4 separate regions of the Mus musculus genome follow, and all the other regions are linked to region 2. The links are chromatin loops, found by intact Hi-C in ENCODE. Cell type or tissue: heart. All regions are shown on one strand. Links, peaks and the distances in the headings refer to the core of each region. The heading gives the core; the rest is flanking DNA.

Region 1 (7,423 bases), core at 869-5,868, 1.2 Mb before region 2:
CAGATACTCACACACCCACACCCACACACACTCACAAACCCACCCACACACCCACCCACACAGTCACACACACACACTCACACACACACTCTCTCTCTCTCTCTCTCACACACACACACACACACTCATACACACACTCACCCATTCACACCCACTCACACTCCCCCCACCCCCACACACACTCACACCCCCACCCCCACCCCCACACTCACACACACAAACACTCACACACACACTCACACACACACACTCACACACACACTCACCCACTCACACCCACTCACCCCCCCCCACTCACACCCCCACCCACCCCCACCCACTCACCCACACACTCACACCCACACCCACACACTCACACACACACTCACACATACACACACACACACTCACACTGTTTTTGTTAACTCATAGTCCACAGTTCTTATCTTTAAGAGAACAGCGCAGACAGTACTTGGTTCTAGACTAAGTCTCATCAGACTGAGTTTGGTTGGCCCAACAACAGTGGGTGAGCATCTCTCACTGCATCAATCGTTCCCAGCCAGTGGTTAGGACACAGAGTAGCCACAAATCACCCAATGGATGAGGGGGCAGCTAAAGAGCCATTGTGAACACATTTCTAATTGGAGTTTGTAGATTTTTGCTTCTTAATTATAGAGTGTTAGTGGGAACCTGAATTATATTGATAACCTAAAAACATATCTGGATGTTTAGCGGGTAGAAACATCACTAAAGCTGTTGAAATAATATTGAAATTGTAAAATACCAGTTTGGGTTTCTACTGTGATGAAATACCATGACCAAAATGCAAATTGGGGAAGAAAGGTTCATTTGGTTTACACTTTCATACTGTTGTTCATCATCAAAGTCAGGACAGGAACTCTAACAGGGCAGGAGCCTGGAGGCAGGAGCTGGTGTAGAGGCCATGGAGGGATGCTGCTTACTGGTTTGCTCTTCCTGGCTTGCTCGGCCTGCTTTCATACAGTACCTAGGATCACCAGCTCAGGGATGGCCCCATCCACAATGGGCTGCCCCCCCCCCCCCCAACCCTGCCAGCAACCACTAATTAAGACAATGCTCTGCAGCTGGGTCTTATGGAGGCATTTTTCTCAACTGAGGTTTTCCTCCTTTTTAAATGACTCTAGCTTGTGTCAAGTCGATGTAAAACTAGCCAGGACAACAAACACGCTACCATTGCCCAACCACAGCCTTCTTGCTGACTTGAAACCTGGCTGTTTTGTTCATTTTCCAACTTAGTTAAGGCAGGATTCTGCAGAGTAGCCCAGACTGTCCTGGAACTCGCTGTGTGGCCTAAGCTGGCTTAGAACTCGTGGCAATCCTCCTACCTCAGCTTCCTGATGCCGGGAGTGATTATAGCTGTGCCTCATTATTTGAAATAATTGGATGATGTTCCATTTCATAGATGCATATGTGGCTATTTAACTATTTCCCTCTCAACCCTTTGTGACTACAAGTAGTGCCTCTGAAATACTATTTCTCTGTAAATGGTTTTGCATATGTAGGCAAGCACACCTGTCGGATCAATGCCTGGAAGTAGTAGTATTGTGATAAAATGTATATGTATTTCGACTGCTTTCTTTTGCCGAACTGTCCTTCCAGGTGGCTATATGAATACATCTCTTCACAGGGTATGAAAATACCTTATTTATCCCACCTTCAATAAACTTGCCAGTCTTTGCCTGAGAAGTATTTTTATCACAGTTTTAATTTACATTTTATAAAACTCATGAATGTGTCTGAACATTTTTTTTCTATGTTCAGGCATTTCTTTTCCTACGCATCTCCATTTCCTGTTGTCATAAATCTCTTTCTTCCTTTCTTTCTTTCTTTCTTTCTTTCTTTCTTTCTTTCTTTCTTTCTTTCTTTCTTCCTTCCTTCCTTCCTTCCTTCCTTCCTCCCTCCCTCCCTCCCTCCCTCCCTCTTTCTTTCTTTCTTTCTTTCTTTCTTTCTTTCTTTCTTTCTTTCTTTCTTTCTTTCTTTCTTCCTTCCTTCCTTCCTGGTGGTGGTGGTGGTGGGTGTGTGCCTGTGTGTAATTTGTAAGTAAGGGGGCTGTTAGTTTAGTCTTTATGTTGGAAATACTCCCTCTGCCTGTTGTGGACACCTGGCTCTTTCTATTCTCTATGAAAATTAGAAGAAAACTCTTGTGTATTCAAAACTATCTGTTGAATCTGTGAAGACTATGTCCAGCTACAGGAAATAGAAAAATCAGCTAACAATGCCTTGAGGGATGGAAGGATATTTTATTCAAGTGACATGAGAAGGAGAATAATTTGTTCTTCAATGAAAACTGCATTGTCTTGGACACACCTTCCTGGGTTCTCTGATTCGGATTCTCTCGGAGTCATTTTACAATTCTGCAAGTTTCAAATAAATAATAACCATAATTATAATGGACATGCAAATGAATCTGGAGGGACATCTTTCTCCCATTGTCATAATCGCCCATAGAAAGACAGTTTGCACAATCATTTTAATGTTTCTAATAGTAAATGTGGCTACTTTTTGGGATTATAACATCTTGGGGATAAAGATGTCTTAGGGCTGCTATTGCTATGAAGAAACACAACGACCTATGTTTCTATGCTATGACCAAAATCAAGTTGGGGAGGAAGGGTTTATTTAGCTTACACTTTCACACGGTAGTTCATCACTGAAGGAAGCCGAGACAGGAACTCAACCAAGGCAGAAACCTGGAGGCAGGAGTTGGTGCAGTGGAGGGGTGCTGATTGTTTTTTAAAGCTTTTATTATTTTAATTCCTCGACTACAGAGATTTTTGTTTTTCCAATCACTAGTGAGTGCTGTTTCATCAAATGACTTTGGTGGTCTAAGGACTGATAGGTCGTCGTGTTTATATATTATTTCCCCAACGTAATCCTAGAATTAATCATCTTGGATTTCATTTTACATCCTTGTATCAAATGCTTTTGCGAATGAGAATGCAGATTGCTGGGAGCCGGCACCAGCTGGTCATTGTGGGGAAGAATGACTTAATTTTAGGGAGAGTCAGAGACTGGGGGGTAGGGTGAGGTGGGGTAGGGTCGAGCAGAAGAGGATCTGCAGCCTTTATGCACTTCCTTCTGGAATCTTGGATTACAGCCGCGGAATTTTATTTAAAACGCACGCGATTCCAGAAGCCGCCGCTAGATGGAGCACGAAGACTGTAGAACTGGAGGATGCGAACTCCAGTCTGGTCAGCGAGCTCCCGGTTTTTCTGTCCACTGCTTCTGCGCTAGGCTGTCCTTCAGGGTGTGTTTATCTCTTTGGTCTGTTCCTCTGATGATCCGAGGTCCTCCACGCTCTGAAACTTTGGGGGGCACTGCGGAGACTAAGGCTATTTGGGTGAGAGCCAGAGGGTTCCAAGAAAACAGCTCATCTTGGAGTCGGTTTGAGGGACTCAGCACATCGCCTCCTGTGGAAAATGACCCTAGTAGGGCTCTTTGTGCCCTGACCCAGGGTACAGCGCTCGGTGGGGAGGAAGAGAGCTGGTGACTGAAGTCCATTCAGATCTCCCAGCCTGAGACAGATCCTCTTAGGCTCCCGGTATCCAAGATTTAGATCCAATAAAATCAAGCATATTTTGGGATGAAGAGATGGTCTATGGAGGTTAATAACAATGATTGCTTTTTCCAGGTTGAACCTCACACCTTCCTCTGGCCTCTACTTGGGTGGTGCACATATGTGCCGTCAAATTACCCATACCCATAGAAAGAAAGGAAAAAACAAAGTAAAGCAAGACAGGCACATTAGAAACATCTATGGATGTTTAGATGTTATGTGCATTATTAGAAACGATAATACACATAATTTGTGGACAATCTTCTAGGAGACTTGGTTGCCACTGATAAGTTGATGTATTAGTTTTTTGTATACCCAGAGTTTTAATGACAGTTTTACCCACACATATCCACAGGGAAATGGAGATGCCCTTTAAAGACAGTTTTCACTTCAGGACTTTCTAGCTACTTGTGGTGGTGCACACCTGTACTTTCAGCACGCGGGAGGCGGAAGCAGGAGGATCATGACTTTGAAATCAGCCTGGCATACATAGTGAGACTCTGTTCAAAACCAAATTAATTCCCGCACCCCAAGAGAACAACAGTAGCAACAGTCCAACACATTGGACTCCCTGTGCAGCTGCGGCAAGAATGGTCAGTGGACAGCCGCTGGGGGTCCTTTCCTTAAGGGTTTGCCTTGGTTTCAGAGCCCTTTTTTTCCCAAAGACCACTCCTTTCCCAGGATACCCCACATCTGGTGACTAAACAAGGTGGGGCTATAATGTGTAGTTCATAATGTGTAATAACGTGTGATCTGTAATGTATAATGTGTAATTAACCTCACCTAGAACATCCTAATACCTCCCTGTTGGGTTGATGATAGGTCTGAGTATTTCCCCTCTAGTTGTGTGTTTAAACGTAATGGCCAACGTGTAGTGGTAAGAGGTGGGCCTCTAAGGGGATCAGGTAACAAGAATTCTTGTGAATGAGCTTAAGACCCATATAAAAGAATCTTTATGTAGCAGAGAGCTCTCCTGTTCACACATCTGCAGTATGTGGTCACAGCATTTCTTCCCTTTGGAGGATGCTGTCTTAGTTGGGGTTTCTATTCCTGCACAAAACATCACGACCAAGAAGCAAGTTGGGGAGGAAAGGGTTTATTCAGTTTACACTTTCCACATTGCTGTTCATCATCAAAGGAGGCCCCCCACCCTTGATCACTAATTGAGAAAATGCCTTACAGCTGGATCTCATGGAGGCATTTGCTCACCTGAAACTCCTTTCTCTGTGATAACTCCAGCTTGTGTCAAGTTGATAAACAAAACCAGCCAGCACAGATGCGTAAGGCAGAATCTTGGAAGCAAGGAAACCCAGTTCAGTAATTGGCATTGAGTGGGTCTTCAACAGGCAGGAGCATGGCAAGAATGGGAGCTGGCAGGTTTTACCTTCTCTCCTTTCTCTCCCTTGCTAATCAGATTCCCAAAGCTAGACTCCAAAGTCATTCCTGAAACTAAACACCCAGGTCCACCAATCAAAATTCATTACTTGGCTATAATGGCTAACCTGGCCAATGAGGACTTACTAACTCATCCTTGCTCAGACTTCCCCCTTTCTTCTTAAACATCACTCCTGTAGACACACCTGCTTACTTCGTTTGTACCATGTAGAGTTAGCACCCTCACCCCCATCCTTCCTAGGAAATAAATCTCCTTGGTGCAGGGAACTTGGTGTCTGGGTGTGTTTTGTACTGACTCTGAGGGACTGGCCCCTACAATGTCTTTGATTTTCCAGCTTCCAGACTGTGAGAAATGACTTCTGTATTTAAAAAGATTTATTTTCATTTTTAAATGTGTGTGTGTGTGTGTGTGGGTGTGTGTGTGTGTGAATGTACACCATGTGTGCACAGGTGCCAATGGAAGCCAGAAGAGGGCACAGGATCTCCTGGGTCTATGGATGGTTATAGGCAGCTCACTGTGAGTGTTAGTAACCAAACTCTGGTCCTTGGGAAAAATATCAAATAGTCTTAACCACTGACCCACATCTCTTCAGCCTTGCACTTTTCTCTTCTCTTCTCTTCTCTCCTCTCCTCTCCTCTCCTCTCCTCTCCTCTCCTCTCCTCTCCTCTCCTCTCCTCTCCTCTCCTCTCCTCTTCTCTTCTTTTTTCTTTAAAATAAAGTGCTCAATCTCAGGTGTTTCCTTTTAGAAGAACAAAAGAGACCGAGTTAGCCAGGGTGAGTTCACACAAACGGGAACCAAGCTCTAGAGCAATATACATTCTGCTGTCCATGGATAGACAGCTTTGGATAGATCTAGATCCATTTAGCCTAAAGTGAAATGTCAATCTGTGTGGTTTGAATGTAAAATGGTCCTCACAGGCGTATGTTTGAATATCTGGCCAGTAGCTCATGATGCCATTTTGGAAAGTAATGGAAAGTCCCCCAAAGAGTGGGACTGCAGTATGGCTAGGACAGGCCTTGAAGAAGGTGTCCTCCTTGGGCTAACCTGGGCTCTCACTGTGTCCTGATGTGAACACCCTGTGCTCTCACTGTCTTGGTTGGAGCTGCCCCAGCTGCCTGCCTCCCCTGCCATGGTGGTCTAAGAGCCCCAAAACTGTCAAAATAGATCCTCCCTCCTTGGAGTTTTTTTTTTTCTGTCAGGTATTCTGTTTTGTCATTGAGACAAGCAAAGTGGCTAACAGGAAGGCCAGGGTTCATCTTCTGATGTTTTCTAATTGCTAAGAGTGGGGTGTTCAGGGACTCTGATGGTTACAATCTCTCTCCTTCAAGTCATTTAACAATTGATTTATGCATTTAGATCTCTGATATGTGCACAGATATTTACAGCTGTATGTCTTTTAGTAAAGTCATCTCTTTATCATTTAAGAGGCCTTTATTGTCTCTTTTTATAGTGTTTGACTTTTTGTTTGACCTACTTGTCTGATGTAAACATAGCTACTCTTCCAGTTTCTAGTTGCTTGGAAAAAAATACATACATATTTGAGTATTTCTTTGCTCATTTACCCATTTACTCTCAATCTCAATGCATCCTTTGCAATAAAGTGAGTTTCTTGTAGTCAGTGCATGGTTGAATCCCCAACTCCCAATCCTTCCAGTTACTATACATGTTTTGATTGGACAACCCTATCTGCTTATATTTAAGGTAATTAATTATTCACAGGTGAATATTTGCTACTGCCACTTTGTAATTTGTTTTCAGACCATTTTTTTCCTTTTTCTTTCTCTCCTTAAATGAAGGACTGGTTTACTTTGGCTCATGGCATAAAAAGGAGTATAATCCAGAATGGGGCAGCTGAGCAAACCGTGTCTGCAGTTAGGAAGAAGAGAGTGGAATCTCCTCTTCCACCCTGTGTTCCTGTGATGCATTTCACTGTGAAAATGCTTTGGGTCTGTCTTAGTCAGTGTTTCTATTCCTGCACAAACATCATGATCAAGAAGCAAGTTGGGGGGGAAAGGGTTTATTCAGCTTACATTTCCACATTGCTGTTCATCACTGAAGAAAGTCAGGACTGGAACTCAAGCAGGTCAGGAAGCAGGAGCTGATGGAGAGGCCGTGGAGGGATGTTCCTTACTGGCTTGCTTCCTCTGGCTTGCTCAGCCTGCTCTCTTATAGAACCAAGACTACCAGCCCAGGATGGCACCACCCACAAGGGGCCTTTCCCCCTTGATCACTAATTGAGAAAATGCCTTTCAGCTGGATCTCATGGAGGCACTTCCCTAACTGAAGCTCCTTTCTGTGTGATGACTCCAGTCTGTGTCAAGTTGACACACAAAACCAGCCAGTACAGGGTCCTTTTTATATTTTGTGCAACCACTATAGATAGGCTTATCTTCATTGTTATTATGAGGCTTAGATAAAACATCTTATTTTAATAACAGGCTGTTTTATGCAA
Region 2 (7,423 bases), core at 1,586-6,585:
AAGAAAAGAAAAGAAAAGAAAAGAAAAGAAAGGAAAAGAAAAGAAAAGAAAAGAAAATTCAGGGTTGGACAGATGGCTTAATGGTTAGGAGCACTTTGGGCTCTGCTAGAGGACCTGGGCTGGGCTTAGTTCCCAGCAGCCATGTGGAGGATTACAACTATATGTAACTTCAGTTCTAGGGTATCCCTCCAGTTCTAGGGTATCCCTCCAGTTCTAGGGTATCCCTCCAGTTCTAGGGTATCCAACAATCTTTTTTTCCTTTAGATTGATTGATTGATTGATTGATTGATTTTATATGTATGAGTGTTTTGCCTGCATCTGTGTCTGTGAGCCATGTGCACACATGGTGCCTGCTGAGTTCAGAAGAGATCCTAGAACAAGAATCAGAGATGAGTGTCAGCCACCATGTAGGTGCTGAAGAACCTCCGTCTTCAGCAAGAGCAGCCTACATTCTTAACCAGTGAGCCATCTCTCCAGCTCCCAACATCCTCTTCCGTCTTCCTTGAGGACCAGGCACACATGTGGTGCACAGATATATGGGCAGACAAAATACATATAAAATAAAATTTAAAAAGAAAAAGAATGAACACGCAGGGTGACATGCGTGAGAACATTTAGCCCACACCATAGGCATCAGTTTGGCTTTGTTTACATTTTTGAAAAATGAACTCCAACACTTCTAATGCTTGGTCTAAGTCCTATAAAAGAATTAGGCACTGAACACTCTTCTGCTCAACACTGTAACAGACACTAATATTGCATACTAGGAAGACAGTTTGTGTACTCAAAGGTAACTTCTCCAGTAGGAAACATTTTTAACTCTTTTTTGTTTTTTTTTGTTTTTTTTTTTTTTTTTGGTTTCTTTGTTTTTTTCGAGACAGTGTTTCTCTGTGTAGCCCTGGCCATCCTGAAACTCACTCTGTAGACCAGGCTGGCCTCGAACACAGAAATCTGCCTGCCTCTGCCTCCTAAGTGCTGGAATTAAAGGCCTGTGCCACCACTGCCCAGTTTAACCCTTTTCTAAGTTATTTTCAAAATCAATAGATTTTTAAACTAAGTACACACCATTGTTGGTTCCTATTTCACAAAAGAGAAACTGAGGCAGAAGCTCAGGGTCACAAGGGCGGTTGGTAGTGCAGACAAGGTCAGAAGTGGCAATGGCTTTCCCAGAACACTAATCAGAAAACAGGCAGGCATTACCTTCGTCCTGTGGTTCTCTGCATTCAGCCCCTCATAGAGAGATTTGTTGAAAGATATTTCACCAAGGATCGGCAGTTCAGATACATCTCTTAGTAACTATAAGGTGGGGAAAGTTGGGGTGTGGGGGAACATGAAACATGGCTTAGACTTGAGCTCACGGTTTCTAGAGAGTTCCAACCATCTTTCCCTTCTAATAACCCCTTCTCCAATATTCCCTTAGCCTTCATAAGTGATTGCAGCACCCACCCAGCTATCCAAGCAACAAGTCTGTAGCCACTCCCCCATCCCCCAACTTCAATTACACATGACCTCATGCCACAACCTCCATCCACAGTCAGTTCCAGACAGCCCTAAAACATCCTGCCTCACACACCCCTTCTCCTTCAGCCCCACTCCTAGGTCAGGAGACCACACTGCTCTCATCGGACTCTCCACACAATGGTAAACTTGACCATTTGTTCCCACCTCATAGTAAGGCCTCTCTAGAGAAAATAACATTTGAGTAATGTTATACGAAGTAACTACATTACAAAGGCCCACTGGCTACAATAACATTAGCAAGTTAAAAAATAGAAACAACACATAAGAAAGAGACAGGAGAGAAAGGGTGAAGGATTAAATACAGACCAGATCATGTAATTCTTTGCACACCAAGAAAGAAGTATGGGTTTTAAGCTAAATGTATCCAACTCTAAAGTCCACTGCTTCTGTTCATTTGGAGTTTCTGGTCCAAAGTTTTTTTTTTTTTTTTTTTTTTTTTTTCGAGACAGGGTTTCTCTGTATAGCCCTGGCTGTCCTGGCACTCACTTTGTAGACCAGGCTGGCCTCGAACTCAGAAATCCGCCTGCCTCTGCCTCTCGAGTGCTGGGATTAAAGACATGCGCCACCATGTCCGGCTTTGGTCCAAAGTTTTAAAGGAGGATCCTAATGCTAAATGAATTATTTCGTGTTTTAAAAAATATTGTGCACGGGGAGGGGGGGGGCGCGCGGCTGGAGAGAGGTCTCAGCAAATAAGAACACTGACTGCACTTCCAGTGGTCCTGAGTTCAATTCCCAGCAACCACATGGTGGCTCACAACCATCTGTAATGGGATCCGATGCCTTCTTCTGGTGTGTCTGAAGATAGCTACAGCGTACTTCTTGTATACAATTTAGAAAAAATAAGTGTGCATGTATGTGCACATATGCATGGAGACCAAGAGAGGAAGTTAGATCCTCCAACAGCTGGAGTCCCAAGTAGTTGTGAGCTGCCCAACTTGAGTGCTAGGAGCCGAAGCAACATATCCTCTGTAAGAGCGCATGCTCTGAACTGCTGAGCCACCTCTCCAGCTCTTTTTTTTTTTTTTTTTTTTGGTTTTTTTCGAGACAGGGTTTCTCTGTAATAGCCCTGGCTATCCTGGAACTCACTTTGAAGACCAGGCTGGCCTTGAACTCAGAAATCCGCCTGCCTCTGCCTCCTGAGTGCTGGGATTAAAGGTGTGTGCCACCACGCCTGGCCCTCCAGCTCTTGAAGAACTATTTGTACTGGTTAGGGGGGAAGCCAAGACAAAGAGGGCATGTCCAAGGTTATGCAACAGGCCAGAGACGGTGACCTAAATTACAGCCACATCAATAGAGACAGAGAGAAGTGATTTCATATGTATTCTGAAGGTGGGATGGCAGGGTTTGCTGCTGGGATACACTTGGGGATGAAACAAAGAGGTAATCACAGGTCATTCCAACATGTCTTAGTATGGAAAAAGATTAAAATCCCTACTAAGTAACTTGCTAAGAGCTGTTTGAGACAGGCCAATCAAATGATCTATTTTGAACGGCACCTTTCAGATGCTATTATCCTTTCTTAGAGGATAGGTCCTCTAGGATTGGACGACCCAATCTGCAGTCTCTCAGTCTCAAGTACCTGCTTAGTGTGGCCCACGGAGATCTCTGCGGCCACGGTTACATTTTCTTTATTAGATGTGATAGCACAGACCACTGAATGCCATTCTTTTACATGCTGCAAAAGCAAAAGGTGAGTCTGCTTACTCCCTTTTCGTGTTTTAGGATTGAAAATCTGAATATCTAAGATAGGGCATCCAAGGTCCCAGAGCAGACATTTGAGCAAGTCCCCTTCGCCCAAGCCAAGTGTCAGTTATCCTGGCAAACAGGACCAGAGAGGCTGAAAGTCTCAGAAAGAACACTGCAGAAGCAGTCACCCTCTCAAGAGGCTCTCCACATCCCTCTCTCGGGCTCTTGAGACGACTTCGCTCACCTGCACAGGATCGCTTCCACACGCAGGCTCTTGACTCTGGGTGCACTCAGTGTGGTCCTGAAAAGAGAGCCTTTGCTGAGCCACCCTGAGCTCCAAGTCCCGCTAGGCATCTGCCCCCTGCCGGCTTCCGGGAGGTCAGGCAGGCTGCGCAGCCGAGGGCCGGCGCTAGGACCCAGCGGGCCGACGGGCGCTCGCGCGCTCGCCGCAGTCTCGCGGTGTTTCTGTTTGAAACGCCGGGCGGGCGCTCGCTATGGCACAGGCTCACCCGCGGTCGGGTACCCGGCTCTTTCGAACGTACGCGGCGAGGGGCGTCCGGGGGTCGCAGCGGCAGCCTGGCGGGCTGGCTGAGCAATGGTTCCAGCCGCCGAACCTGAAGCGCGCCTTCAGCAGCAGCCTCAGCGACAGTAACGAGTCGCCGGCTGTCGCTTCCGACGACCCGGACGACCCCGACTTCCCCGGCAGCCTCGTGGGCCAGCGGCGGAGGCGTCCTCGGGGCAGCGGCTCCCGGAACCAGCGGACCCTGACAAACACTCCAAGAGTCCAAAGGCTGCGACCTCGGCTCCCGCAGAAGTGCAGCACCCCGTGCAGCCGGCTGCGACCGCCACCTTTCCCCAACTGCAGCCCGGGCTGCCTCGGGTCGGACCACAGTGTGTGCATCCAGTCCAGGGACAGCAACGAGCTGGGCACCAGTGCCTCCCTCTTCAGCTCTCCGGCCTCGCCCGGAGCCCCCGACCCTTTGTATGCTGACTCTGCAGTCCCCGGGAGCTTCCACTTGCCGGCAGCCTCCCTAAGTGAACCGTCTGTGCCCTGCCCCCAGGTGGCAGCAACCGGTGACAGGTACACCGGGAGGGCCCTCCGAGCCGAAGCCAGCTTCAGGTCATCTCTCTTTAGCCTTGTGAACTCAGGGGCCACAGAAGAGAACAAGTTTGGGACAGATGGGGAGAATGTGAAGGAATCGTGTTGTGAAAGAAGACAGCAGATGGGAAACAGACTAACGGACCCTGATCTGACAAGCCCGGGAAAGAGAAAGGCCGCGTGTAAAAAGGTTGTGTCCCAAGGAGTCGACCAGAGAGACTATGAGGAGTCCAGTGCTTGCAAAGACCTTCGTGTACCAGGGGAAATCAGCAGGCCTAAGAGAACTGGGCCACTCCGGAAGAGGAAACAGCAAGAAGCAACGGGAACCCCTCCCCGCCACTACCACCAATCTAAGAAGAAAAGGAAAGCGTCAGTCTCCTTATGGAACTTGAATACTAGCCAGAGGGATTCTTGGACCAAAACCAGAGCCTCCTTCGGTTTCCACAAGAAGAAAATTATAACCAGTGTGATAGAGGTATGCAGTTCTGTTGCCAGTTCTTCCTCCAGGTCCCTCCTGTCTGAATGTTCGACCCCTCCTATCAAGAACAGAGCACACCTTACTGTTTCTTCTCGATGCTCTTCTGTGTATTTGCTAAGTCCCTTAAAGACCCTGCATGTCACAGACCAAAGGCCATCTTATGCTGAAAAGGTTTATGGGGAGTGTAATCAGGAAGGGCCCATCCCCTTTAGTGATTGCCTTTCCACGGAAAAACTGGAACGGTGTGAGAAGATTGGGGAAGGAGTGTTTGGAGAAGTGTTTCAGATAATTAACGACCAAGCACCTGTAGCCCTAAAAATCATTGCTATTGAAGGGTTAGATTTAGTCAATGGGTCCCACCAGAAAACCTTTGAGGAAATCCTGCCGGAGATCATTATCTCCAAAGAGCTGAGTCTCTTGTCTAGTGAGGCCTACAACCGCACAGAAGGCTTTATTGGGCTGAACTCAGTACACTGTGTTCAAGGGCTTTACCCTCCCTTGCTGCTGAAAGCCTGGGATCACTATAACACAACCAAAAGATCTGCCAATGACCGGCCTGACTTTTTCCAGGAAGACCAGCTCTTTATTATCCTGGAATTTGAGTTTGGTGGGGTTGACTTGGAGCGAATGAAAACCAAGCTGTCCTCTGTGGCGACTGCAAAGAGCATTCTCCACCAGATCACTGCATCTCTGGCTGTGGCAGAAGCATCCCTGCACTTTGAGCACCGGGACTTACACTGGGGAAATGTGCTCTTAAAGAAAACCAACCTCAAAGAACTCCGCTACACCCTCAATGGGAAAACGAGCACCATTCCCACCCATGGGCTACAGGTCAACATCATTGACTACACCCTGTCCCGCTTGGAGCGGGATGGGATTGTGGTTTTCTGTGATATCTCCGCTGAAGAGGACCTATTTACAGGTGAGGGTGACTACCAGTTTGAGATCTACAGGCTCATGAGGAAGGAGAACAAAAACTGCTGGGGTGAGTATCACCCTTACAATAATGTGCTGTGGCTGCATTACCTCACAGACAAGATTCTGAATAAGATGAAATTTAAGACTAAATGCCAGAGCGCAGCCATGAAGCAAATAAGGAAAAACCTGCAACATTTCCACAGGACTGTACTGAGTTTCAGCTCTGCCACGGACCTGCTCTGCCAACACAGTCTATTTAGGTAAGCCAGGAACTTAGACTTTCAGAGCCTCTTTAAGTACACTTTTAGGCCTCTGGTACTAATCTCTGCCACTAGAGCCAGATGGAGGTGAAAGCACATCCTTAAGAGTTCCTGTCAGCTTCTTAAAAGAGAACTGTGTTTTTCAAAAGGTAACCAAAACATTTGTTGACATGATTAAACTTGCTTTTAACAAATGTTCCTCTTTTTTAAAAAAAAAAATAAACTAGACAGAGGACAAGTGGACACATCTTTAAGTCCTCGTCCTGTCAGCAGAGTCTACAAGTCTGATGTTGCTGGTTTTTGAGCCTTGATACTTGGTGTAGGATGAGCAAAACCAAGCCTCAGCTGTGGTCCTTACTGCTCTTGATGCTGTTGTCAAGATGCAGAGCAGAGAGCAAGAGACTAGAGAGTCAAAACCAAGAGAAAGTATGGAAAATGTTTATCCGGTTCACTCCCCAATCACAGGAGCAGAATTTATAGAATTTCAACAGGAAAATAAATGTCTCTGTGGCTCTCATGTTTGAGATTTGGCTTATTTTCATCAAAGAAAGGGAATTACGATTCTGCTTTAAAATCTTAATGTCTAATTTCCTTCCGACTGTTTCTCCTAATATTTTCCCATAATTAGCCTTGTTTTTTCTTCTAAAGCTTATCTTGGTTTTTGTTTTGTTTTTTTGGTTGGTTGGTTGGTTTTTTGAGACAGAGTCTCTGTATAGCTCTGGCTCTCCAAGAACTCACTCTGTAGACCAGGCTGGCCTCTGAATTCACAGAGATCCACCTGCCTCTGCCTCCTGTGTGCTGGGATTAAAGGGGTGAGTCACCATTGCCTGGCTGGCTTTTGTTTTTAAAATTAAATGCACATTGGTTTGTGTGCTGGTACAGGTTGGTGGGCAGGGAGACAAGAAGAGATCAGAGGACACCTTCGGTGTCATCCTCAGGAATGCCATCCACCACTGAGACAGAGTCATTGGTTGTCCTGGAATTTACCAGTTAAACTAGGTTTCTAGGATCCTTCCTCCCCTAGCAATGAAATTCCAAGCCCGTACCACCACAGCCAGCACTTTATATGGATTCTGAAACTCAAACTCTAGGCTTTGTGCTTGTAAGGTCAGTGCTTTACTGAGTTATTTTTCAGCCCTTGTTGTATTTTTTGTTTGTTTTGTTTTGTTTTGTACTAAGTTTTGATCCAGGGCCTTGTGCAGGCTAGCCTTCTACTGAGCTGCATCCCTAGCCCTCTTTAGTATATGAGAAGATCTCTGTTGGGGTTGGTCTTATGCATTGTGTATTCAGATGCTGAGTTCTGTGCTCCAAGATCCAATTGCAGTCTGGCCATGGGGCATTGCATTGACCAATGTGCTGTAAAGAATGATCCCCAATAATCTCTGATTGGATAATAAAAGGCTCAAGCCTGTGACTGGGCAGGAAAGAGAGGAAGGCAGGACTTAAGATTGAGGAGAGGGT
Region 3 (7,423 bases), core at 1,615-6,614, 140 kb before region 2:
ACAAATCACCAATACGGGACTTAGGGGACTAGCACCGCTGTTTCCACGGTCCTCAAGCTCTAGCCTGGGGTCCAGCCCTCACTCTGTTCCTGCCAGCCTGCCTGGGAGACCCACATCAATGTTGGTGTTGTAGACGATGATTTCCAGCACAGAGTTATCCGTCGTTGTGTCTACATTGGTGAGGTCATAGAGTGAGGATGACACAGGCCCATACGCCCAGTCCGTGAACTTCCTGGACAAGCTCCGGAGAGGCTTCTCCTTGATCTCGCGGCTGAGGATGTACTTCAGGATCTGGGGATAAGAAGAGAGGTAACAGGGCTTGGAGACAACAGGCCTGGACCCCACCAGAAGCAGGTCAACCCAGAATATGTTCCCACCCCAAAGGGTTATGGGTGCCACCTCTGCCTGCAGCCGTGACCCTGGGTTCCAGCTATATCTGTAAAAATGGGGGTGAAGTTCACAGTTCTTGCCTTCTCACAGATATGAGAGCCCTTTAGCATGCTGCAGAGAGCCAAACCATCAGCTAGTGGGCCCCAAAACCAGCTGAGATCCAGTTCAGTAATGGATCCAAGAATTGACCATTTTTAGAAGTGATTTCCATGAGGCCTGGACTTGAAGCTCTCTGTTTCTCTGCTCCTCCATTCCACCCTCAGTCTAGACTTTACAGCCAGGCTGGTCACTCTGGCTGAACAAGCTGTGACATCAGGCACCAGCCTTTGCAAAGAGAACCATGAAGCCCACTCTTGTAAGTCAGTGGACCTCAAACTCTGCTGTATGTTAGGGTCCCTGGGGAAGGTTTCAAAATACACAACCAACTACTAAATCTCCAGATGCAGGGAAAAACGTGGGAAGTGTTTCATGAAGCTCTCTGTAAGAGTCCCCTGTACAGGAGAGCCACTGCCCTCTATCTTTCCACTTCCTGAAAGCTAACTCATCAATCACCCGAGACTGGGATACAGCATCCAGGAGCATGGACCCAAAACCCAACAGGAGAGATCTGTTGGGAGGACAGCATCAGTGTGTGACTCTCACACAGCCCCACTGTGTCTCCCACCACAGTCCAGGCTTACAGATCCTGCATCCCAGTGAGTAAGAGCCCCAAGGGCAGACCTGTTGCTTGGTCATGGCTGAGTTCTCTACTCCCAGTATGGCAGCCACCTTGGGTGACATCCAGGAAAGTTTTCTACAAGACACTGAATAAAGGAGAGGACTCAGGAACCTCCCTGGGTGGGTACCTTCCTTAGACCAACCTTGACGAGAGTACTTTTCCCTAGGGCATAAGGGGTCCCAGGGCCATGCCTCCTGTAAAGCGAATCTTGCCTGGGCTGGGATGGCAAGGAGGAGAGAATGACATGCAGGAAAAGGCTCATGGAAGAAACTAGACCCACAAATACCCTCTGACTTTTCTCAGAACCCCTACAAGCTATGACCCTGGGTGGCAGGAGAGGGGGGTCAGACATACAATTCTCCCTTTGTTAAAGCTGTTCTTCATCCCTCTCCACCCCCACCCTCTACAAGGGAATAAAAAGGTCCCTTGTGGGCTCCAGGCCTGGCCTGACCTCAGGGCAGCTGACTAGGAGAGGTACAAGGATACACAGCTGGAATTGCTCAATAGATGCTAACTATCCAGTGTTCTTCCACAGTCTCCCAGAAGCCACACTCCCCTCCCAAGATCCATTTCCTGAGAAGAAATCTTATATCAGCCAGACCACAGCTCCAGCCACAGAGAAACACATCAGCCTGTCCCAGCCTAGGTCTTCCCAAGGTGCTCAGATCAGCCTGGAGTTCTTTGACCACATCACACAGGCAAAGGGGCCCATATAGCCACACTGTGCTGGAGAAGAAGCCTGACCAACAGACTAAGATCCTCCTATTTGCCAGGGAGAAGCCCATTGGCTGTGGACCCAGAGTAGCCATTCTGGAACCACTGCCCCCTCCCCAGCCCTCCCCCCAAGAAGCAAGCCTGAAGGACAAACACACAGCCTGTGGTTGAGTGTCACCACTCAGGAATGCTCAACCACAAAGCACCTGAGATATTGCATCACCTTGGCCTCAGGGATTTCCCAGTCTGGCCCCACCTAGGAAGTCCCAGGAAGAGAGCATGAACTCAGGGGTGCAGGATTGATGTCTTGGGGTGGCCCACGTGCTGGATTTCACTGAGCCACCACTGCACTTCCAGACCTAAGCTGCAGCCTTCCCAGAGTTGAGGCTGGAGCCCTGTGGGCTCCTCAGAAGTGCACCACGTTTCCCCAGCCCCCACATCTGCTGCGGGGCCCCACCTCAGCCTTGCCCATCTTGGCAGCCAGCTGCAGTGGTGTGAGCCCATCGTTGTTGCGCATGGTCTCCAGCTCCCAGTTGCCACTCCTCAGCAGGATCATGTCATACATGCGCTTAACGAAGTCATTCTGAGTCTTGAAGTCCTCAGCCACTGTCACCAGCGCGTGCAGGATGTTGTTTCCCCGGGAATCCTGGGAAGTGATGTCTGTCTGCTCATTCTCCATCAGCAGCTGCACAATCTCAGGCTGGTTAGTACACGCTGCCAAAGCCAGGGGTGTCTCGCCTGGGGGGAGGGGAGTGACTGAGCTCAGTCCTCTCATAGGCCAAAAGCAATATCCTCCAGGCCGCAGTCCCAGAGGCCCAGATGCTGGCCATCACAGCGGCACTGACCCCTGAGGCTCCCTGACCACCTCCCCTTTGCTCAGTGAAGACTGAAGTGGGTTTACACCATAGCCACCTGTGCTCCCTGCTCCCCACTGACTTTCCAACACTCTGCTCAGCAGAGGAGCAGAACATCTCCTCTAGGTCCCCCACTTACCCAGCACCCTGCACAAAGCCCTCTCTCTCATCCTCTCACCCATGCTCACACCTCTCCTGTCACAATGGCCTCCTTACTCCAACAAGAGACATTCTCTAAGCTCTGGGCCTTTGCATACACTGCTATGCTTCCTGCAGCTGCTCCGCGCTGACCATTCCCAGTCTTCGCTCAGATCCCACCTTCTTGGTGACTCACTCTCAATGCCCTATTTAGATTTATAAACCCTTCCACCCACCCAGACAAAACTCTGGGTTCTTCTCCCTCTTTTTACTCCCACCTGTGCCCTCTCTTTATTCCACCCAGCAAATGTTTCCCAACTCTGGCTTTAATTAGGTCCTAGGCTGGGCAATGAGGACACATGACTGACCGAGCAAGAAGCTGTCCTCAAAGATTCCCAGACTCATCTGGTCCTGCTGACTAAAAACCCAAAGGTGGGGAAGATGGCTCAGTGGGTAAGACTGCTTGCTGTGCAAGCATGAGGAGCTGGGTTCAAATCCCCAGCACCCATGTAGAGAGCTGGGCATGGTTGGCACAGGTGCAGAGACAAAGTCTCTGGGGCTTACTGGCCACCCACCTAGTTCCACCACATTTTGACTCAAGGGAAAAGGATGAAAAGTAATGCAGGGAACACCAGTGTCCCCTCTGTCCTCTGTGCCCACATTCACATACACCTCACGTATAAACCGTACATACACAAGAGAGACAGAGAGACACAGAGCAGTGACAGTCAGGCCCAGTGGGGCTTCCAACCACCCATCCTGACTGGGATGGTGGTGGCATAAAAGTAACAAAACTGTACACTAAAATGGGTGGATTTCACTATACCTAAAGTACACATTTTTTTTTAACCCAAAGAATTTGTAAAGGCAATGTAAACATTGTCAGAAGAGGGGGAAAGATGTTTGTGCCAATTCTAACCTCCCACCAAAACATACACACATACATGTACATGAACACATACACACATACATGCACACGCGCACACACACACACACACACACAGAGAGAGAGAGAGAGAGAGAGAGAGAGAGAGAGAGAAATGAAACAGTAAATAAACCAGGTTTGAAGGAAGGACATTACAGAGTCTGTCCTTTTGTTTGACCACAAAGTTCTGGAGGTTCTGGAACCTCAGGCTTACACAGAAGCTCCCCCTGTAAGGACATCTTTCTAACACACACAACAAAACTGGGTTTGGATTGCTGCGCTGTCAGGGATTCTCCCCCTTCACTCTGCCAGTCTGTCCAGATGTCACACACACACACACACACACACACACACACACACACACACACACACGTCTTTATTCTCTCTGCAGGTGTGAGCCCTACTGCTACCAGGTAGTACTGTCAGGCAGGCTCCTCCACCTGACTCAGCACCAACCCAGTCGTAATGCACATGCGCGCACGGAGGAGACTCTGTGTTGTAGCACCCCTGTGTGGTAGGGCTGGTCGCAGCAGAGCACAGGACAGAAAGCCCCTCCTCCTCCTCTCTCCCCCATCTTCCGCTCCTGCGGCATCACCTACCAAAATAGAAGCCTTCATGCTGGTATTTGGGGTTGAAGAAGACCCCCTTGGCGTGAGCATTGACGTCAGCACCCGCTGCTATAAGCACTGCTGTGATGTCTCCCTGGCGCCGCTCGATGGCGATGTTCAGCGCTGTCTGCCCTGTAAATAGCCGGCATGGGTGCTCAAGGACCTAGGACAACCTAAAGCTGATCTTGGAGTCCCCTTGACTCCAGGTGGCAGTAGCTGACTGAAAATACTAAGGGTGTAGATACCATGTATGGGGATACCCTGTTGATACCAGTTGAATTCTGGGAAAGCAGGAATGAGCTGCACCCCGCAACAGAGAAAACCAGAGCAGGGGTACCCATGACCTGCTGCAAAAGCAACAGCAAGGGCTTGGTAAAGAGGCTAGGGAAGGCTGAAAAGGAGGATGTGTGGCCAGGACAGAAAAGCCTTACTACAGGGACAAATAAGGTTAGTACATTAACTCTATCAAAAATGTGTTCAACCTCTCCATGGGGGAAATCGACCATGAGCAACAAACTCCAAACTTGCCCTCAAAAGGATTTCACTAGGCAGGTCTATTGGCCCAGTTATTCAGCAGACAGGGGCAGGAAGATCAAGACTATCTGGGCTGTGAAGTGAGTTCAAGGCCAACCTGAATAACTTAGTGAGACTGTAGCTCAAATGTTTTTAAGAAGAGGTGGGGATATAGCTCCATGGTCCAAGCACTTCCCAGGACCGCCACCCCAAAATTGAAGGGATCTTGTGCCATAGGATCCTGAACTATAAACAAAAAGAAAGAAAAGCACAGAAGGGGTGGGGGGAGGCAGGACAAGTAAGCCTCAGACACTTGTCTGAACCTCCGCAGGACTGGTGTCTGCTCTCAAGTGACAGACTGAGAACAGGATGTGGCTCACTTTCACTCTTTTCGTTCAGCCATCAATCACAGCAATTCCTCCCCGGGGTTCCCGCCCCTCCTCCATAGTGCCATGACTTTCCCTTGTGAAAGTATGTAGAGTTCAAATAATAAATCAAGATTGCTTTACCCATGAGGAGGGTTAAAGACCCCTATCTGAGCCCCTCCCCCACCCAGAAAAGTTGAGGTGTTTACACCTCCTGGCATGTCAGCAAGACAGCTGATCATGAGCTAATCACTCCTAGTAACTGTGACAAGCTGTGTACTGACTCCAGAGACTCAGGGCATAGCCCGTTAACAGTTCATAGTGTGTTTCCTGGTCAGGGAAACAAGGTATTAAATTATATTCCCTGGCTCCACAAAACCAGACTGAAATGGGACCGCTTCTATCATTCATGACTGCAGGGCTGACTGCTGGCTTTGCTGGCCCCCTACCCAGCTCTCCAGCCTCATCTCCAGGCTTCTGCTTCCTTCTTTGTTCGCTTCTTTGCTTTGTGGTTCTTGAGAATCTAACAGTGTCTTGCACATGCTAGGGAAGCTCTCCTCAATTGAATAACACCCCCAGGCCGTGCCATCTTCCTAGTGTCAAATCCAACAAGCCCTGGCCCATCTTGGGGCTCTGACCCTGACCCTGCTCTGAATCCTTCCCATCAGGTAAGCTTTGGTCAAGCCCACCACTGTACAGTTGCTCACCCCAGTCACTTTCTGTCACATTACATCATCTTTACTTCTGTTCCTGGCACATTCCATATAAAGTCGTCTTTTTACAAGCATCAAGGTTTCCTGACTTGTTCACCCACGCTCAGCATTATTTACAGGGAAAAGAAAGGCTAAGATGGGTGCCTGCTACATATTTGACTTCTCCATAGCCAAAGTGCCTCTGTGAGGCAAGATGGGCTGTATCTGTAGCCACACCCACCTTGGGAAATCCCAACCTCTTCCCCTTGCCCTTAGGTTGCCTCTGCCTTCAGGTACCTTCATAGGCCTCTTCCGTGTACTCAGCGTTGATGAACCTGTCCAGGATGTCGTTCTCCTCAGCGAAGGCAAGCAGAATCCGCACGATCTCTTTGGTGTTGGGATTGATGTTGAGCAAAGCCTTCATCAGGCAGGTCTTCCCGGTGTCTGAGGCTGTCAGCTTGTGCATGAGGAAGTCTACAGACAGTCAAGGATAAAGGCGGGGGAGGAAGGACAGACGGAAGTCTGCAGACAGTCAAGGATAAAGGCGGGGCAGGAAGGACGGACGGAACAGTGGAAGCTGCAGCCTCACACCTTGGAAGCATGCCCGCTACCCTGCACTGGGGGCTCCCAACCCTGTGCTACCAGATCCTCTTTTTTTCCTCTCCCCAGTCCTCCTCCAGCTCCCTTCCTGGCTTGCTATTCAAGGCTCGCTACCATCTGGCAGAAAGACAATGTCACCTGAAGCCGAGCTGCCCATGTTGGTGCCCCATCATATCCCTCCTCGTGGTCTAAAAGTGCATCTCGGCACCTCCCCGTCAACCTTCTTCTCCCCTTGATCCCCCAACAGCTATGGACTCCCAAAGCCTTTAATTCCCGTCAATGCCCGAGGAACACCCCCCTCCCCCAGTCCCCAGGCCTGCTTCAGAGTCCCAACACTTTAGAACAACAACCCTCTCCAGATTTACTCCACACAGTAGCCAGACCACGCCCTCTTACTGCCTAAACCCATCCATGACTCCCCGTGGTCCTCTAAGTCAAGCACAAGATTGCTATCCCAATATCCAAGGTGCCTCATGCTCCAGCCCCACAAGAGATGGAGCAGGGTTCAAGCCAACCCAACCATGGTCCCTGGGGCCTGCACTTTATGCCAGGGTCGGGCACTGACCAGGCACATCCAGGCCGCGGCGCCTCCTGCAGAGGTCCTGCAGATCCTGTAGGAGTTCCCGCAGCTCCTCCACGCAGCCCTCGGACACAGCCGCGAAGATGCGCTTCTTCAGTCGCTTCTTCTTCTGCCTCTGTTCTTCCTTGGCCAGGTTTGCGCTAAGACCAGAAGGCATTGTGAATTCATCCTGCATTCGCCTCCCACTCCTACTCTCTTCCTCTCCACCACCAGAGCTACTAGTTTCCGGGCCACTGCTCCAACTCCTATGCCTCCTACATCTTTGCCGATGCCCATGTTTGTGTTCTGTGTTTGGTCAAGCTCCTCTTCCAATCCATATGTAATCA
Region 4 (7,423 bases), core at 1,494-6,493, 61 kb before region 2:
CCCAGGGATCCCCCTTCCAGCCTCGGCCTCCCAAGGAGCTGATATCCAGCTTGCAGCTTGGTCTTGACACAACTAAGAGAAATGGAGAAGTCCACGTGTTTGAGTGAGGAGAGACCTTTCATTTCCCCTGTATCAATCAACATTCTCAGCGTAGCAAAAAGGGTGCCATACTGGGGGGATGTCAGCCTCCAGGGAACAAACCGACGGAAGCATGGTCAGAATAGCTCTTAGCCTAGCAGGTCAACACAAAGGAAGAACAAAGAAGGAAGATAAGTAAGGGTGAGCTGCGGATGGAGTGGACTGTGTAGAGAGCATATCCTGAGCAGGCAGCCCCAGACCCTAAACAAGAAGCCAAGTACACAGCAGTGAGAGGCACAGAGGAGGTCCACACCTGTGTGTGATCTCCATAGAGGAAGAAAGACCTGGAGGGGAAGGGAAAAGAAGTAAGTAGAAGGGACATTTGCTCAGGACATGGTCCAGTGTGGCAGCCATTAACCATACATGTCTAGTCTGCGCTGAAATGTTTCATATATGTAAGTTACATCTGAGGGCGGAGGGGATGGAGGTCACGTGCTTGCCTTACAAGCATAAGGACCTGAGTCTGATCCCTGGAACCCACGTTTTAAGAAGTCTGGTGCTGCGCTGTGTGCTTGTAACGCTAGCTAGCACTGGGGAGGCAGAAACAGGCAGATCCCTGGGGCTCTGGAGCAACAACCAACCTATTTGTCAAGCTCCAGGCCAACAAGAGATACTTTAAAAGAGGTGAGGCAGTCATGGATAAAACCTGAATGCAGTGCAAGGTTGGCCTCTGGCCTCTGCATGCATACACATACACATGAGCACCTAAGTGCACACACACTAGCTAGTTCAGAGTTAATATGAATAATGCATAATATCTCATTAGCACATCTCTACTGTTGAATGTTAAAAAGATATTTTGTATACATTAAATAAAAGTACATAATGAAAATTAATTTTATCCCAGCACTCAGAAGGCAGAGGCAGGTAGAGCTCTGTTACATAGCAAGTTCTTAGCCAGCCAGTTCTACGTAGTGGGTCTCTGTCTCTAAATAAATAAATAAATAAATAAATAAATAACTTTTAAATTAAATTAATTTTGCCCATTCTTTTTACTTCTTTTAAAATAGCTACTCGAAAGCTGAAAATTACATGTGTGGCTCACATGTGTGATTTGCATTTCTGTTGGACAGTGGTAGTTTAAAAGTCCCCAAACAGCCATCAGATGGCGCATCATCTCAGGACAGAGGGGCCTCTGTTTAAAACGAGTCCAGGGTGAGTGAGTTGTGAGGGTGGAGAGCACGGAGGAGGAAAATGAGCCAGCTGGAAGTCAGGACAAGGAGGTTGTGTTCAGCAGTTCATTTTAGGGTTGAGCTGGAGCAGGGACAGCCCTGGGACAATGGGCACACCCATACTGTAACAGGAAAACCATTGTTGCTGCTCTTTCTTAGTTGAAAACATCAGTAGGTCCATACCCAGATCAAGCCCTTAGAACTTCAGACTTGAAAAGAGTGCTCAGCAATTCACTCAAAGCCACCCACCCCTGCACCCTACAGCTGAGGAGCCTGAGCCAGAGACGAGCAACCAAGAGAGTCTGTCTCCCTCCAAAACCTTGTATTCTGGCTGCATGGGGTGGAACACAAATGTAATCTCAGCTAAGTGAGGAAGATCCAAGTTTGAGGCCAGCAAGACCCTATCTCCTAACAGAGAGAGGCAGGGGGTGGGGGTGGAGAGAGATCAATTTCACAAGAAAAGGGCAATGCCTGAACCCACTGTACTATAATCCTTGGCCCAGCTCCTCACTTCCCCAGGATCAGAGCCAACTTCTCCATGTCGTAATTCATGAAGTCAAATAGTCATTCTAAGATGCCCTGAGGCCCCAACCAAATTAAATGTGAAGGCCTCTGGGAAAATTAGAAGTGATCCCACAAATTGGACTCTGAACCCCCAAAGAACCGAATACAGACCCTTGGCAAGAGCATTTGAGACATGAAGCTCAAATGTGAGGTACTGCACTCAGTCCAAGTTTCTGGCTGGAGGAAGCCTTAGTGGCCACCTAGTTCAGATCAGAGAACAAGTTGAGGCCAAGAAAAAAGTGAGAGGTTACACTCTCACCTTGACATTCATATCTGTGAATTCACTGACTATAAACTGACCCTTTCAGGAAACAAATAGGAATGGAATCTGAGGCCATTCTGATCCTACTTACATCATCTTCCAACAGAGTCCACTGTCTTTAATTCATTGCATTTGTTTTAAAGGTATGTTTGTGTGTGTGTGTGTGTGTGTGTGTGTGTGTGTGTAGTGTGTGTGTGTGTGTGTATATATATATATATATATATATGTGTGTGTGTGTGTGTGTGTAGTGTGTGTGTGTGTGTATATATATATATGTGTGTGTGTGTGTGTGTGTATGTATATGTATATATATGAATGTATGTGTGTGTGTATATATACTGTATGTGTGTGAACATACATAGTATATATGTGTGTGTATATATGTGTGAATATGTATGTGTATATATTTATATAGTGTGTGTATATATGTGTATACATGTATGTGTGTGTGCACACAAACATGTGTGCCCGTCATGGGGCACATGTGGCAGTCAGGGGGCAGCTTTTCAAAAGTCAGTTCTTTCCTTCCATGGTAGGTTCTGAAGGTAGAATTCAGGTGACCAGGCTCACTCAGCAATTGCTATTACTGCTGAGCCATCCTGTGGACCCCTGGAGATGTACTTTTCTATCTTCTAGTTTTCAAAAGCCAGTGGTTGCAGCGTATAATCATCAGTCTGATTCTTTTCTAAAATGTTCATCAGCTTATCTCAGTGTCTCCCCACCTGCTCTGACAACTTTCCTCCAGAGATGCTCAGCAGGGGCTGGAATTCTTTGAGTAACCAAGTGAAATTATCAGTTTACTTGAACTTCAAAGGCATGAGGTAAGCCTAACGCTACGTCTCATTTCCAGAGCACAACCTGCCTAGGGGGTGGGGTCGGAAATGATGCCTGAACTAGAGGGCACAGGGTCATGAGTGGCGAGCGTGATAGTCAGGCCTGTGGTTATCACTTTGAAAGCAAGTCCTCTCGGCGCAAAGTACAAAAAGTGATGGGCGGATAGTAGAGGGATCCAGCGCCATGGTCAGGGGCCCCAGAAAAGCCGGAGAGCGGGAAGATCGGTGCCAGCAGGTGGGAAAGCTCCCTGGGCAAAATCTAACGGCTTAGCTTGAGCTGCAGCAGGCTTTGAAGCCCTAGAGGAAAGGGCAGCAGGCCTTGGAGGTCCGACAGACTGGGCAATCACGGGTACTTCTTCGCGGGAAGGTGTTGCCCGAGATGCCCCCAGGGTCGTCCCGGGGCGGCAGCTCCAGGGCTCTGCCTCACCTGGGGCCCGGCCACCGCGCTCTCAGTCTCTGCCCTCGCAGCCCGGGCGCAGCTCGCCAGCACCACGAACCCGGATGGGAGGCTGGGTGCAGCCTCCAATAGGGCGGCCTTCACGGACGTGGTGCCCAAGTCGATACCGAGAGTGACAGGTCGCGAAGCCATGGCAGTGGTGACAGCACAGCTCGGTGGCTTGAACCGCACGCCGGGGAACACTTCACTCTGGAGGGCAGTAAGGGGGCGGAGCTTCCTTGTCAATCTTTTAACCACTTCTATTGGTCGAGGAAAGCAAACACCACGCGCTCCCCACAGCGGCCTCCGGTGATAGGTGGAGAGACGACAGAAGGCGGGATCTATTGGTCAGAGGTTCCGGGACAGTGCCTGGGGTCCCAGGGTCTTCACCAGGGAGCACAGGGCTTCAAGGAGACAACAGAGACTTCGAGAACCCTGCTTCCCCTACAAGAGACTAGATCGCCCCTCACATCCGAGCCCCTGTCCCTGCCAAGGTGCCTATGCTCTTCCGCCCTTCCACCCTTCCCTCACCCCTACCAAGCGTTATCCTCCTGTATTCGTGAAAACTACAACTTCCAGAGCTCCTTGCACAGGGCTCGCGGCTTCAAGTCAGGTGGTTCAGGTCAGGTGACAGCTGGCCCCTCTTTCACACAAAGTCGGCGGAGCTCAGAGAGTCCTTACACTCCTAAGCGGTTTCTGGTGCGAGATTGTTGCTTTTGGTGAGGTCTGTCCACCAAGCCTGGGAAGCTGTCAGGTGAGAACCATCGCGACCGGGACAGCTACCCCCTTTTCTGGTATGACACCACCCACCCCAACAGACATTAGCCCCGCACCTCAGAGGGGCAACCTACGCTACCAGAGGGGCAGCGCCTGGGTTTCTAGCTTCTGGCCCCAACCCAGGCCCGCACATCTCTAGGTTTTAGGGCCAGGGTGTTGGTGAGCAAAAGCACGGACACCGACTGACAGCTGGTGTTGGTGGCACTATTCAGTATGTGGCGCCGCCTGAATCTGGCTTAGGAATGTGCAGGTAGGTAACTTGGGGTTGGGGGTAAATTCTGCTAGGACCATTCCAGGAGCTCGTGTTGATTCTCCCAGAGAATGAGAGGGTACCTGGATCTTGCCTTTTTCAATAATATTGAGGAAAATAACAATCTATGCTCTGTGAGAGCTTGCTGGGAGCCCTGGGTGGTAATAGTAATAACATTACCTCATTGTTTCTCAACTTTTTGTTATCTTACCAATCCACCTCAAACTTTTAATACAGCTGGTAAGCTCTATTTTTTTTTATTATGACGTTTGGGAGAGAGATAAGCAATTATTACAGCTATTTTTTCAGACCTCCAGAGCCTATTTTAGCCCCTTTGAGAATGTATGCCTTGTATTTCATCTCACTATAATCCTGTGGTGTAACTACCACTGTCCCTGTTTCCCCATTAAGAAACATAGGTTAATAAGTATTCCAGAATCATACAAGTAAATGGGAAACCTGGGACCTAGATAGTTCATCTCCAGGGAACATATTCCTTGTCCAATCTGTACTATCCCTTGAGGAATGTGGGTCTCCCCACTCTCATGGATTATGGCCAATTAGGTCCACGGGGGACAGGGGGCAGTGGGAGCAGAGACAAAGAGTGGTGGGCATGGTTTTGGAAGCCCTGTGAGTGGGTATGGTGAATGACCACTCCAAGACGAGCTTATAAAGTTTGGGGGACTGAAGGTAGGAACATCCAGGATAGTCAAAGGTCATTGGCTGAGGGCTTGAGGTACTGAAATGCCCCATTAGCATGGGGAAGCATTTCGGGAATCTCAGGTGCTCACCGAACAGGTTCTTATGAAAAGGAAGGGAATTGATCCTTAGGAAGGAATCTTGCTAAGGCTATGTGACAGTCATCAGGTAGAGGCCTGTGTTGGGGCTTCGAATTCCCCAGACAAGGTCAGAGGATGAGAAGTTCCACTTATGCCGAACCCATGGGCTATGCAGTCATGGTGGACCTCCACCTTAATTAACAGTTTTCCCACAGAGGAAGCTCCAGGTTATGGACCAAGAGCAGGACTACCTCAGACACCTGACTAAGGGAAGCTGCCACAGGAGATCTCTTGTGGGGGATAGTAGAGGCTCTTAAAAGTGTGCCATCTGATTGAGGTGTAGAAGATGGTAAACACACACACACACACACACACCAGAAGATGGGCATGGCAAGTCTTGTAACTTTGTCTTGTAACTTTTTACAAGCCTAGTTGTGTGTTTGACCAACTGATCTTTTTAGCATAGTAGGCGCCATCGGTTCTAGGTTTCTCCTTCAGAGATGCCTTAGCCTTTAGCACTGGGGAACATTTTGCTGACAGAGTGTTTGAGTTTCACTTGGAAGCAGTCCATATCTTCCAAGAAGTGATATTCATTTGTTTGTTTATTATATAGCATTCTGCCTACATGTATGCCTGCAGGCCAAAAGAGGACATCAGATCTCATTACAGATGGTTGTGAGCCATCATGTAGGTGCTGGAAATTGAACTCAGGACCTCTGGAAGAACAGCCAGTGCTCTGAACCTCTGAGACATCTCTCTAGCCTAAGGTGTTTTTTGTTTTTGTTTTTGTTTTTGTTTTAAGAGAACACTGCCAGTGTTGGTTGGTTGGTTGGTTGGTTGGTTGGTTTTCCTGTTAACTGGCTACAGAAAGCAGCTGAGGGAAAAGTGCAGGCTGTGTTCACATCCTCGGAGTAGGACTTTACACAACCCACGCAGCTGCTCCGAGTGGCTTTGCCCATTACATGAAACATAGATAGGTCCTCTCCGGGTCTCCTTCTCAGAGGTTGTGATGCCTGTGAGGTCAGAGGTGTGGAGGAGAAACCCTTTATGAACTGTCTCCCTGTCATGGGTCAGGGAGCATGTTGTCCATCAAGAGCTGAGCTAATCTAACCTTAACATGCCTCTCTCTTGCTCTTTCTTCCTCCTAGTTCTGAGAAGTCAGAGACCATGAGGAGGAATTGGCTGCTTATTTTGACCCTTTTTCTCTTGATGTTCATAGAGAAGTATGGTAAGTTTAAGACTGCCTTCTCAGCTTTGTAAAAATGAAATAGTGCAAAGAGTAACTTTTTTAATTTATTTAATGCCTCTATTGTATTAATAGTATATTGTCTCAACTTTTCATATCTAGGCATATTGTGATGGGTTTTAATTTTGTTAGGGATGTAATTTTCTTCTCATACTATTTATATAGTGTGATAATTTTTTTTTCAAGAACCAAACTTCAAGGATTATTTGTAAAGAGTAACCTCTTTGTCACCAAAGGTTTGGTACTGTCCAGCAACTGATGGTTGGCCTGCCACTCAAGAGAGGTAGCCAGATCCAGTTCTGGTGTAGGGACATTGTACAAAGAGCCAGATGATCCCAGTCATAGTTGGCATTTTAACCTTGGGTCCCTCTTGCTCTCTTGGTATCAGCACAGGTAACAGTTGGTTCCTTAGTCAGCCTGTATGACTGGCTCTCCGAGTCTCACCAAGCTGAGATAGTATCTGTAAAGAATAGCCTGTGCTTCTGCCCTCTGGACCTTGCAGAAAGGGTGATGGGCCCTGGGAGACACTAGGGAGGCCTTGTACCTAGTTCTCACAGATACAGACACAAGAAAAGTCTACCTGGCCCCACATTGTAAGAGAAAATACTTTTTCCTTAGAGGAGATTGGAACTGGTTACAGCATCCCAAGCCACCCAGAAAGCACACTAGTGGAGCTTACACAGCCTTGTCAGCGGATCCCTTCACATGCTGTTGTCATCCCAGACATCCTTGCAATACCCAAGACATCTCTCCTTCTGTAAATAGCTGTGTTTAGTATTCACAGTGCCCAGACCCATTTTAATCATCAGATAGGTTGTTACTCCAAAGCAAACGTACCTTAAATCCCCTCATTAACAATTTCCAGCAAATCTAGGGCATACCCTAGAAATCCTACACACGTTCCCTGAAGCTGCACACACTGGCTACATCCACCATTATGGTTGTCTGTCCTCTTGATGGCCATGG

Evidence for each region. A loop is a pair of places that touch in the nucleus more often than their neighbours do. Peaks named below come from ENCODE experiments on the same cell type or tissue, not always from the same donor. Only the 100,000 strongest peaks of a DNase experiment are listed, where the experiment ranks them.
Region 1: a loop joins it to region 2, with 6 times the contacts of the local background. A loop is called at or near these places in 14 of 42 quality-filtered maps.
Region 3: it touches region 2 in a loop (10-fold over the local background); 13 of 42 quality-filtered maps call a loop at or near these places.
Region 4: it touches region 2 in a loop (5-fold over the local background); 3 of 42 quality-filtered maps call a loop at or near these places.

Annotation. Positions count from the first base shown.
Region 1 is chr11:74,367,626-74,375,048 of GRCm38, reverse strand. No RefSeq gene overlaps it. Among named protein-coding and RNA genes, the nearest start is that of Olfr412, 6.7 kb to the right of the region's middle. In heart, for the core only: a CTCF peak has its summit at 3,156; no DNase peak of the experiment used is centred there; H3K27me3 peaks cover 1,204 bases.
Region 2 is chr11:73,134,540-73,141,962 of GRCm38, reverse strand. It overlaps Itgae (integrin alpha E, epithelial-associated), which reads right to left. Exons shown (of 31, transcript NM_008399.3): 27 at 3,452-3,508; 28 at 3,101-3,196; 29 at 1,201-1,296. Haspin (histone H3 associated protein kinase) reads left to right here and starts at 3,669. Exons shown (of 1, transcript NM_010353.2): 1 at 3,669-6,479. The coding sequence starts at 3,702. The coding sequence ends at 5,966. In heart, for the core only: CTCF peaks have their summits at 3,573 (motif pointing left) and 4,266; DNase peaks (open chromatin) are centred at 3,662 and 4,171; H3K4me3 peaks cover 3,157 bases; H3K27ac peaks cover 1,069 bases.
Region 3 is chr11:73,278,730-73,286,152 of GRCm38, reverse strand. Trpv3 (transient receptor potential cation channel, subfamily V, member 3) reads right to left here. Exons shown (of 18, transcript NM_145099.3): 5 at 7,083-7,237; 6 at 6,215-6,391; 7 at 4,339-4,479; 8 at 2,280-2,560; 9 at 115-291. Among named protein-coding and RNA genes, the nearest start is that of Trpv3, 15 kb to the right of the region's middle. In heart, for the core only: a CTCF peak has its summit at 4,458; DNase peaks (open chromatin) are centred at 2,502 and 4,362; H3K4me3 peaks cover 854 bases; H3K27ac peaks cover 384 bases.
Region 4 is chr11:73,195,654-73,203,076 of GRCm38, reverse strand. It overlaps Ctns (cystinosis, nephropathic), which reads left to right and starts at 4,058. Exons shown (of 11, transcript NM_031251.4): 1 at 4,058-4,159; 2 at 6,360-6,439. The coding sequence starts at 6,379. It overlaps Shpk (sedoheptulokinase), which reads right to left and starts at 3,595. Exons shown (of 7, transcript NM_029031.3): 1 at 3,397-3,595. The coding sequence starts at 3,558. In heart, for the core only: no CTCF peak of the experiment used is centred there; DNase peaks (open chromatin) are centred at 3,716 and 3,986; H3K4me3 peaks cover 1,918 bases; H3K27ac peaks cover 1,478 bases.